Regions from separate parts of the Homo sapiens genome. Here region 2 is linked to region 1. Evidence: chromatin loops called from intact Hi-C (ENCODE). Cell type or tissue: gastrocnemius medialis. All regions are shown on one strand. Each heading gives the region's core, and the rest is flanking DNA. Links, peaks and the distances in the headings are about the cores only. Region 1 overlaps N4BP1 (NEDD4 binding protein 1). Region 2 has its middle 8.4 kb from the start of SIAH1.

Region 1 (5,378 bases), core at 323-5,322:
CTCTTACCCCAGAAAATATATGTAAATAAACACACGCAATCTTGATAATTCAGGAGTGCTTTGTTTATCTAAAGGCATTCAAATATGGCAAGAAGGTAACAAAGTGACATTTTTAACTAGAAAAAAGACTGGGGGTGGTTCTTTAAAGGGGGCCTCTTTTAATCTTCCAAAAACAATAAATCATCCATCACTCTAATTGCTTAACAGCAGGGACATGCCCAGAGTTAACATCAACCACAGCCCTAATTTGAAAATCCACAACAGAACAACCTGCTGGTTCTTAGAAAAACCAAGAAATATGTATATTTAGTCCTCAAAAGGATAACCCTTGAGATAACTGCACTGAAAAGGTTTTTAAGGTGGCTCCCTGATTACTTTGACAGATACAAATGTGTGCTACCTACTCTCCCTCTTTTCCTTAAAGCTTCTAGTGATGGCAAGAGGAGGAACTGGATAGAGGAGGAGTACCCAGTTCAATTCCACTGGGTCACTATGTAACAAGGAAGGAAATGCAGACCGATGAATTCTGCTGCCCTGGACTCCTTACAAGTCTAGAGGGGGAACAGATGGAGGTTCTAGAAACATCAGCTCTCAACTAAATTCCAAAGTGTTATTCTCAGTAATAAGATCATATCACTTTTGATACTCTAAAAAAATCTCAGGAATGGAATTAAAATAGAGGTTCAAAATTCTGGTGGAGAACATACAAATTTACCCAAAAAATAAAACTACAATGACAAAAAATTAAGTGAAGCCAAATTATTGTCCTCAAAATAATACAGAGGGTCGATTAAGGACCCTTCTTCCTACTTCAAGTCCTATACCCTGAGCAGGCAGACATGTGCTTACTCATCACTGTCTCCTAGCCTCTCTGCAATCAAACCAGAGTAGCATGTTGACAGGTAAACCCAGACCAAAGGTCTATTTCGACCCAAAGTATATATATAATAACACCTTGCTACTTATGGGAAGGCCAAAGCTCTGGGGCTCCCAGTTCCAAATGCAGAATGAACAGTTATCAAGTCTGGGAGGCCAGGTGTCCAGGCCCTCAAGACATTTAAATGCCTGCTTCCATATAATTGGTTAAAGGTTATATCATCTGGTTGTTTGCCATATTATAGAATGCTGGCAACTAAAAGAAAGTGTCCAAAGTGGAGGAGAGATGGGTGACACACAGCTGATAAAAACTCATGGCAGCCATAGCACCAGACAGGGCAGTGTGGGGACAATGGAAAGTCCTTTCTGAGTTACCCAGGAAAAAGCGATTTCTTTTTATGGAACCCTAATATGGAAAAGACTAGTATGGAAAAAAAAATGGCTAAAATACTTAATTCTGGCAAGGGAAGGGGCAAACCCCATCTACATGGAAAACTATCACCCCATATGTCAGGGGCTCTCATGCTGAAGTTTCAGGCTGACAGAGCCCAAATGTTTCTTGGCCACTACTGTGCTGTCTAGCCATACACCACAAACAATTTCCACTTACTCATCATTTGACTCATTCATGGTGACAAGGGGGCAAGAACAAGGTATACAAAATTGGCAGCATTAAACAGGGTACTGTGGAGGTTTTCATGGTGGTATGGGCTGCAGACCTCATTCTGGATAGGCAAATGAACAAAGGCTTTACAAAAATACATCGAAGGGTGGGCCTAGGCTGCTTTAGGGTGGGGCTCACACCAACAGATCCTATTGCTTAAGGACCAAATAAGTACTTCCCCAACTACTTGGGTCAAATCAGTGAGCTTTAGTCAGCAGTGCTATGCAACCCAAGACTTAAGTATCCAATGATGCGTTGGCCTGAAAATTCCAACCTTAACTTCTGCTGGAGGAGAGAGGGTATACAGCAGCTCTGGGGAAAGACATTATGGGCCCAAATCTCTATCCATGTAACCCTGGAAAACATTTTTAAGCCACTTCATGTTGTATAAATTATAACTTTTGACTCACAATTGGTGTGAAGGTTGCATTTTTAAAAATACAGTGCCTGACACATAATAATGGGTGATTCGGCTTTAAAATCTCAAATATTTGTTGCATTAAATATATGGCCTCAGTTAAAAATCTAAACTGGCCACTGGAATAGTAACCATGAAGTTACAAATAGGTAGTAAAAAGCCACTAAAAAAATCCTAAACTGGGCATGGTAAGGCATGCCTATAGCCTCAGCTACTAGGAAAGATTGCCTGAGCCCAAAAGTTTGAGTCCAGCCTGGGCAAAATAGTGAGACTTTACCTCTTAAAAAAAGAAAAATTCTAATTTGCCTTTAATTCATCAACAAGTTTTTACTGAGCTCCTACTATGTGTCAGGGACTATGGGTATTAGAGGTAGTTCACTGAACAGAAGAAACACAAATCAGTTTCTTCATGGAATCTAGTCAAAGTTTATTCACACTTAACATTGAAGCAACTGATTTAAAATAAGGGCTGATTTTTTTCCAACTTCCAAAAAAAATTGAGGTAAAATTCACACGACTAAAATAATCAATTCAATGGCATTTACTACGTTCGCAATGCCGTGCAACCACCACTTACATCTAGTTCCAAAATGTTTGTCACTCCAAAATAAAACTCTATACCCATTACGCAGTTTCTTCCTAGAATATGGGTAAATCTTAATTACTGATATTTTCAGATCAATTTACATCAAATTAAGTACAAGTCTGTCTTCTTAAAGTAACACATTCTCTTGTAAAAGTATTGCCTTTAAACAGAGACATCTGTGAATCCAAAGAAAATGTAAATCCTCCCAAAACAATCAGTTTTCCAAAAAAAAAAAAAAAAGAAGAAATAAAAAAAGAAAGCTTGCAGCTTTCCCTTAGTGTAATAATTGGTGGTTTTCAAAAGAGATGATACTGTACTCAGGGCATTAGGAAATATGTAGGAGTGTGTTTGAGGTGTCACAACGACTGGGGAAGGATATTATAAGCAAAGTGGGAGGGACTAGATTTGCAAAACATCCTGTCACGGATAGGCAGCACCACTCTAAATTCCAACAGTGACCCTGCTGAGAAATATGCCTGTTAACTACCCCAAAAGGTTTATAAAAAGCATCAGGATCGCTGCTCATTCTACGTTAACCTTGCATTTCTTATTTGGAAAATCCTTCCACATATAGAAAAGTGAAAGAGGATGAGAATTGCTCACAATTGTGACCTAAATTTTGTGTCACGAGTTGGCTCAAGAAATCGTAACAATGAAGAACTTGTTCCGGGCTTGGGGTGTGGGTGACTGAAGTGACATTTTTGCTTAGATATCGCTATGCAGCTGCGGATCATTTGCTGGGTTTCCCCTAACAGGGCTGCCAAAAAAACCAAAGTGAAATGACAATAAACAGTATTATTTGGAAATGAAGATAAGCATATTGCATATTTTTGCTGCCTGTCTTCAAACTTTAACATCTGAAATGATGACATTTTCTTTTTGACAGCAAAACACAGCTTCGATAATTCATTCAAATAATAAAAAGCAGAAGAATCCTTATATTTTAAAAAATACATATTAAAATATTTATGACCATATATCTGAGATTTCCTTCAAAATAATAGGGGTGGAAAGAAGAAGTAAGGGCTAGGATGAAACAAGACTGATCACGAGCTGGTAATTGTTGAAGGTGGGTGATGAACCCCTGGGAATTCATTATCTTATCTTATGTATTTGAAAATCCTAATAAAAAATTTACAAAACAAAAAATTACAAATATACTATAAACATATATTTCAAAAATAACATTTATTTTTCAATCCTAATAGGTATTCTTAAAAACTCAGGGCATTTACTGATCTTTCAGAACTCCTAAAAAAGAAGTTACACAAACATTCAGCAATTCAGAAAAGTATTTTTAAGATTTGGCAACTTCTCTCTCATTCCATGTCCAGGTGTCCTGTTTCTTGAATTGCGGCTACTTAAAATGCCAGACCTTGAATATTTCTTCAAAAATCAATGGTGTTAAATTAAATTAAATTTGGCCTAAAGGTGCCTCCATACATAGTGACCTGCAACCTTAGTATGTGAACAAATGGCAACCTAAGAGTATTCTTGTAAAAAAAAATGGCTGAGTCTCAGCCAATCACAGCAGCCAAGCTTCAGCCAATCACAGGCTGCCAATTGTTCAGACCACTTCTACATAAGGCAAATGCCTCATCACAGGATGCCTGGATAAGGCAAATGCCAACCCGTAGGTAATCAAGCTGTTTCTGCAGGGCAATTCCCTTTTCTGCCTATAAATACTGCCAGCCCTCATTGCTGGGTGAAGCTCTCTGAACCTCTCCTGGTTCAGGGTGCTGCCAGATTCGTAAATCATTGTTCGTGCAGATCAACTCTGCTAAATGTAATTTGCCCTAAGTTTTTCTTTTAACAATGGGGTGACTGGTTTTGAAAACTGAAGGCAGACTTTACATAGTTGTTGAAATGATATGGTAAAGATGTCCTTAAGGACAGGTCAGAAGGCAACAGATTGCAGCAACTGAAACTCCGAACAGTTAAGTGACCTGCCCCAAATCAAACAGCTGGTCCACAGTGCAGGGAGGCTCTTGACCCTCACACTCTCCTTAGCCACGATCTTAAACTGCCCCTTAGAAAAAAAACCCAAGCGTACAGGTTTCAAATCAGAGGATTTTCAACTAAGAGGAGTTCCAAGACAGGCTAACTAGAAACAACAGGTTCATTAAATGATGTCTTTTACTAAAAACAAATATTATAAACTTTTAGTAAGAGCAGAGGCCCACAGTGAAGCTCAAAGTGACTACTTTTGAAAGGAAATTGCCATTGCTCTATCCACAGAAATACATCACACCTGTTACCACTGCACACTCTTGGCTAGAGATCAGGCATACTCCAGCATAATAAGATAAAAAAAAATCCTTTTGCTTTAAGCTGTGTTCTCTTATTTAGATTAGAACATAATGGTACTCACAATATTAAGAATTTAATGACTTAAAAGTCACTATACTACATATCACTGAGCAATGCAACGTGAAAAGATAATTTTCTATCCTCTCTTGCCCTTAGAAATTAAGTTCAGCAGGGTGAAGTAAAGTTCATGAATCCAGAAGATGGACTGACAAAACCTTTCCAACCAGTTGGTTCCCATTCCCCTCCACCATCCGACCCTAAGGCTACAGATCAACTATATACAACATGTATGTATAGTTCCCATATACATGTGATTCTGAGACACCATTTAGAGCCCTATTTAAAATAAAATAATCTGCAGAGAATGGACTTACGTAATTGCAACATTGCTCCCATCTATAACAATGTGTTTCAAATCCGTTCTCCCTGGTTCATTTTTTAATTCCAGCTTGTAGGGTATTTTTAGAGTATCTCGAAACCTTTGAACCCCAGTAACTGAGGAATCAATATGATCAGAAGGTCCT
Region 2 (5,378 bases), core at 247-5,246, 160 kb before region 1:
AAAGGGGAACTAGGTGGAGTTGGGGTAGAGAAAAGGGAGAATTTTTTTTTTTTTTTTGAGACAGGGTCTTGCCCCATCACCCAGGCTGGAGTGCGGTGGTGCGATCAGAGCTCACTGCTGCATCGACCTCCTGGGCTCAAGCGATCCTCCTGCCTCAGCTTTCAAAATAGCCACCACACCCAGGTAATTTTTGCATTTTTTGTAGAGACGGGGTTTCACCATATTGCCCAGGCTGGTCTCAAACTCCTAGGCTCAAGCAATCCACCCACCTAGGCCTCCCTAAATGCTGGGATTACAGGCACGAGCCACCGCGGCCAGTCTAAAGTCTATGTGATATTTGAATGAGAAAGCAGGCTCAAGGCTGGGCAAGGCGGCTCACGCCTGTAAACCCAGGACTTTGGGAGGCCTAGGTGGGTGGATCACTTGAGGTCAGGAGAAACCCTGTCTCTACTAAAAATACAACAATAACAAAAAAAATTTAGCTGGGCGTGGTGGCACACTTCTGTAGTCTCAGCTACTTGGAAGGCTGAGGCAGGAGAATCGCTTGAACCTGGGAGGTGGAGAGGTTGCTGACCTGAGATTGCACCACTGCACTCCAGACTGGTTGACAAAGCAAGACTTGGTCTTAAAAAGAAAAAAAAATGCCTGGCTGGGCACGGTGGCTCATGCCTGTAATCCCAGCACTTTGGGAGACGGAGGCGGGTGGATCACCTGAGGTCGAGAGTTTGAGACCAGCCTGACAAACATGGAGAAACCCCATCTCTACTAAAACTACAAAATTAGCCAGGCATGGTGGTGCATGCCTGTAATCCCAGCTACTCGGGAGGCTGAGACAGGAGAATTGCTTGTACCTGGGAGGTGGAGGTTTCAGTGAGCCAAGATCGTGCCACTGCACTCCAGCCTGGGCAACAAGAGGGAGACTCCATCTCAAAAAAAAAAAAAAGTCTACAACCTAATCCCCAGAACCTGTGAATAAATTACTTTATGTGGCAAAAAGGACTTAGCATATGTGATTGAGTTAAGGATTTTGAGATGAAGACATTATCCTGGACTATCCCATGGGCCAAGAGATAGAAGACGTGATAACAAGAGGTCTGAGCCAGGCTCAGTGGCTCACACCTGTAATCCCTTTGGAGGCCAAGGCAGGAGAAGCACTTGAGCCCAGGAGTTTGAGACCAGTCTGGGCAACATAGCAAGACTCTATCTCAACAAACAACAACAACAAAAGCAGAGGTCAGAGAGACCCAGAAAGGGGCCATGAGCCATGGAATGCAGGAGGCCTCTAGAAAACTGAAAAGGCAAGGAAACAGATTCTTTCCCTGGAGTATCCACATGGGGTCAGCCCGGCCGACACCTTGATGTTAGCCCCATAAGACTAATTTTAGACTTCTGACCTCTGGAACTGTAATATAATACATCTATGTTGTGGCAACCCACTAAGTTTGCAGTAATTTGTTAAAGCAGCGATAGGAAACTAGTACAGACACAAAACAAAGTGTAAATCCTCAGTCAATGTAGAGTGAAAGAGAGGTGAGGGGCAGCTGCGGACAGCACCCTTCCAAATGTCACCGAATATCTGCAAACAAAGCCAAAATATACCTGGGTAAATCAACAAAGTGGAGGCAGAAATCTGTCTGGATTGTTTGGTAAGTTGTATTAAGACAGAAGAGGCCATGGAAACTCACTGAACTTGGTATTTACATGTATACAATCTCAGTCTTTTCATCCCTTGATCCTATTGAAAGAAAACAAATACCTGTCTGCTAGTTTTAGTGAAACTGTCCCTACACAGTTAAGCAACTGATTCTTAATAACTGTCTGTACTGATTGTGGTAATCAATAAGAAACAGTTTCTCCCAGTTCATTCATTTCTTTTTTTTTTTTTTTTTTTTTTGAGATGGAGTCTCACTCTGTTGCCCAGGCTGGAGTGCAGTGGCCCGATCTTGGCTCACTGCAACCTTGGCCTCCCAGGTTCTAGTGATTCTCCTGCCTCAGCTTCCTGAGTAGCTGGGACTACAGGCACCCATCGCCACACCCAGCTAATTTTTGTGTCTTTAGTAGAGACAGGGTTTCGCCATGGTGGCCAGGCCAGTCTCCAACTCCTGACCTCAGGTGATCCACCTGCCTTGGCCTCCCAAAGTGTTGGGATTACAGGCGTGAGCCACTGCCCCCAGCCTTTCTTTTTTTTTATTTAGAAACAAAGTCTCACTCTGTTGCTCAGGCTGGACTCAAACTCACTGGCTCAAGTGATACTCCTGCCTCATCCTCCCTAAATGCTGGGATTATAGGCATGAGCCACCACACCCAGCCTCCAGTTCATTTCTTAATCAAGAGACATACTGATTAACCCAACTGACTTTCCAGCATGTACACTGTATATCTGTATTCATAGACACATTTCTCTTTTCTTCCTCTTAATAAAAATGTAGCTCTCAAAGATATCCTGAAAATAGTGCTCAGGCTTGCAACATTACAGCTTTAATGAGCCAAGAACTCTATTTTTTCCCTATTACACAGAACAATAATTCTCAACAGCTTAAATTTTCAAAGCACTTCACAGGCATTTAATTAATCCTCTCCATTGCCAGAGAGAAGGAAACTGATATTCATAGCATCTCATCCTGACATCCTTTAATTTGGCAAGACTTCTGCTGGCTTTGAAAAACAGTGTCTGAACCACTGAGGTTATTTGGGCCACCGTTGCTTAATCGGGCCTTCTTACCTAATGAAACCTGGTCATCAAAGCAGTTTAAATTGCCATCTCATCAGCGCTTTACACGGGGCAGGGGGAGCTGCTTTGAGCCTGGAAGAGAAATGACAGTGATTCCCTCAGAGAAATGACAAAGCTCATCTGTGCGGAGCCTGTGAGATGAAGCTTGTGATTAAGGCCTATTGCCAATTGCATCAGAGCCTGATTCACTCGGTGTAACTGGGGCACGATGTGTATCGCGAGGCCCTTCTCAGAACCCTGCTCTCCTGAGGCCCGGAGAGAATCAGCAGTTGAATTTCACTGTGTTCTTTGCTGAGCCTCTCCTGTGTGTGGGAAGCTCTAAGAAGCCCTACTTTTCTCTCTTTTCAGACCTGCTTCCTGCGGAAGGCATAACTAAGACAGACTAGTCATGCCACCTCAATCACCAAACAGGATTCTCCTCCAGCTGTGCCCCAGAGGCACAGCCTTTCCCTTCACTGCCTCCCAACACCCCCATCCAGACCTACTCCATTTGTTTTTTATTTTGGTGGGGGGTGGGGGACAATACTTCATTCCGTTAACTAGAACGAGTAACGCACCAGACCCATTCCATTTACTGCAATTTCAACTAGCCAATCTCTTCCCACTTCATTATGTCAGTTACACAGTGGCCGGAGTGACGTCATACCCTGTGTTCAATTCCAAGAAACAACCTCGAGAGATGCTTCCTGAGTGCTTGCTATATGCCAGGCACTGAGGGATCCTGAGTGAAGGCCCCACACCTCAAGAAGCTTGGTTTGAAGTAAGATAAATAGCAAAAAATAACTAGACTATAAGTACAATGATGGAGGCACAAACAAGCTATTACTGAGAGAACAGGGCACAAGGAGAAGGGAGAGAGAAGGGAAAATACCATTTATGAGGGGTAGGGAAGAATCATTGAATATTTTCTTTTTTTTTTTGAGACAAGCTCTTGCTCTGTCGCCCAGGCTGGAGTGCAATGGCATAATCTTGGCCCACTGCAACCTCCGCCTTCTGGGTTCAAGTGCTTCTCGTGCCTCAGCTTCCCAAGTAGCTGGGATTACAGGCATGTGCCGTGACTCCTGGCCAATTTTTGTATTTTTTATAGAGATGGGGGTTTCGCTATGTTGGCCAGGCTGGTCTCGAACTCCTGACCTCAAGTGATCTGCCTGCATCGGTCTCCCAGAGTGCTGGGATTACAGGCACGAGCCACCGTGCCTGGCCGTAGAATTTTTAAGAGGTGGCATTTGATATGGCCCTTCGAGGATGTGCTTTTGTTTCTTTTTATTATTTTTCAAATTTTAAATTCTTTTTTTGAGACAGGGTCTTGCTTTGACATCTAGGCTGGAGTGCAGTGGCACTGTCTCAGCCCATTGTAACCTCTGCCTCCAGGGCTCAAGAGACTCTCTTACCTCAGCCTCCGAGTTGCTGAGATTACAGGCATGCGCCACCACGCATGGCTAATTTTTCTGTTTTTGGTGGAGACAGGGTTTTGCCATGTTACCCAGGCTGGTCTAGAACTCCTGACCTCAAGCGATCCTCTTGCCTCAGCCTCCCAAAGTGCTGGATTACAGGAATGAGCCACTGTGCCCAGGCAGGATATGCTTTTAATGAGCACAACGGGAGGGTGTATTCTAGACAGAGGAACTAGGCAATGTGCAGGGTCTGTGTTTGGGGAAATGGAAGCCCGCTTTCACTGGGGCCTGGAGGAGACACTGCTGGACAGCTAGGTTGAACCAGACTGTAGGGTTTTATGCACAGTAAACATTTATGACTGCATTGCTCAACTTGGTTATTGTTGAGCCACTGTTAGACTATTCTATTGGCCCACAAATCATTTGTACTCTCCTTTACTTCATATTATTCTTAGCTATTGTTCTGTTTAAATTAAAAGAACACTCTATAGAGCCCGGCCTTACATGTTTAAATGGTTGGAAAAAATCAAAAGAAGAATATTTCGTGACACATGAAAATTATGGAGCTTGGCACCGTGGCTCATGCCTGTAATCCCAGCACTTTGGGAGGCTGAGGCAGGTGGATCACCTAAGGTCAGGAGTTCAAAACCAGCCTGGCCAACATGGTGAAACCCCGTCTCTACTAAAAATACAAAAATTATCTGGGCATGGTGGTGAGCACCTGTAGTCCCAGCTACTTCAGAGGCTGAGGCAGGAGAATCGCTTGAACCTGGGAGGCGGAGGTTGCAGTGAGTCGAGATTGGGCCACTGCATTCCAGACTGGGTGACAGAGTGACATTCCATCTCAAAAAATAAATAAATAAATACAAAAGTAAAAAATTATCTGGCGTGGTGGCGTGCTACTCGGGAGTCTGAGGCAGGAGGATTGCTTGAGCCCAGGAGGTCCAGGCTGCAGTGAGCCATGATTGTGCCACTGCACTCCAGCCTGGGCAACAGAGTGAGATACTATCTTGAAAGAAAAAGAAGAGGAAAGGGAAAGGGAAGTGGAAGGGGATGGGGAAGAGAGAAAAAAATAAAAGAAAGAAAGAAAGGAGAGAACAAAAGAAAATTATATGAAATTCAAAGTTTAGCATCCATTAATAAAGTTTTTTTTTTTTTAACTCCCATTCCCTGAATTATCTAGTAACATGAATAGAGTTTTATCGAGACACAGCCATACCCCTTCAGTTACATTTTGTCTATGGCGGCTAACA

What was found. A loop is a pair of places that touch in the nucleus more often than their neighbours do. Peaks named below come from ENCODE experiments on the same cell type or tissue, not always from the same donor. Only the 100,000 strongest peaks of a DNase experiment are listed, where the experiment ranks them.
Region 2: a loop joins it to region 1, with 2.6 times the contacts of the local background. A loop is called at or near these places in 6 of 110 quality-filtered maps.

The regions. Positions count from the first base shown.
Region 1 is chr16:48,555,526-48,560,903 of GRCh38, forward strand. It overlaps N4BP1 (NEDD4 binding protein 1), which reads right to left. Exons shown (of 7, transcript NM_153029.4): 2 at 5,229-5,378. Among named protein-coding and RNA genes, the nearest start is that of N4BP1, 52 kb to the right of the region's middle. RefSeq lists a silencer at 1,593-1,887. In gastrocnemius medialis, for the core only: no CTCF peak of the experiment used is centred there; a DNase peak (open chromatin) is centred at 2,935; H3K4me3 peaks cover 534 bases; H3K27ac peaks cover 2,382 bases.
Region 2 is chr16:48,391,158-48,396,535 of GRCh38, forward strand. No RefSeq gene overlaps it. Among named protein-coding and RNA genes, the nearest start is that of SIAH1, 8.4 kb to the left of the region's middle. In gastrocnemius medialis, for the core only: no CTCF peak of the experiment used is centred there; a DNase peak (open chromatin) is centred at 2,904; H3K27ac peaks cover 3,093 bases.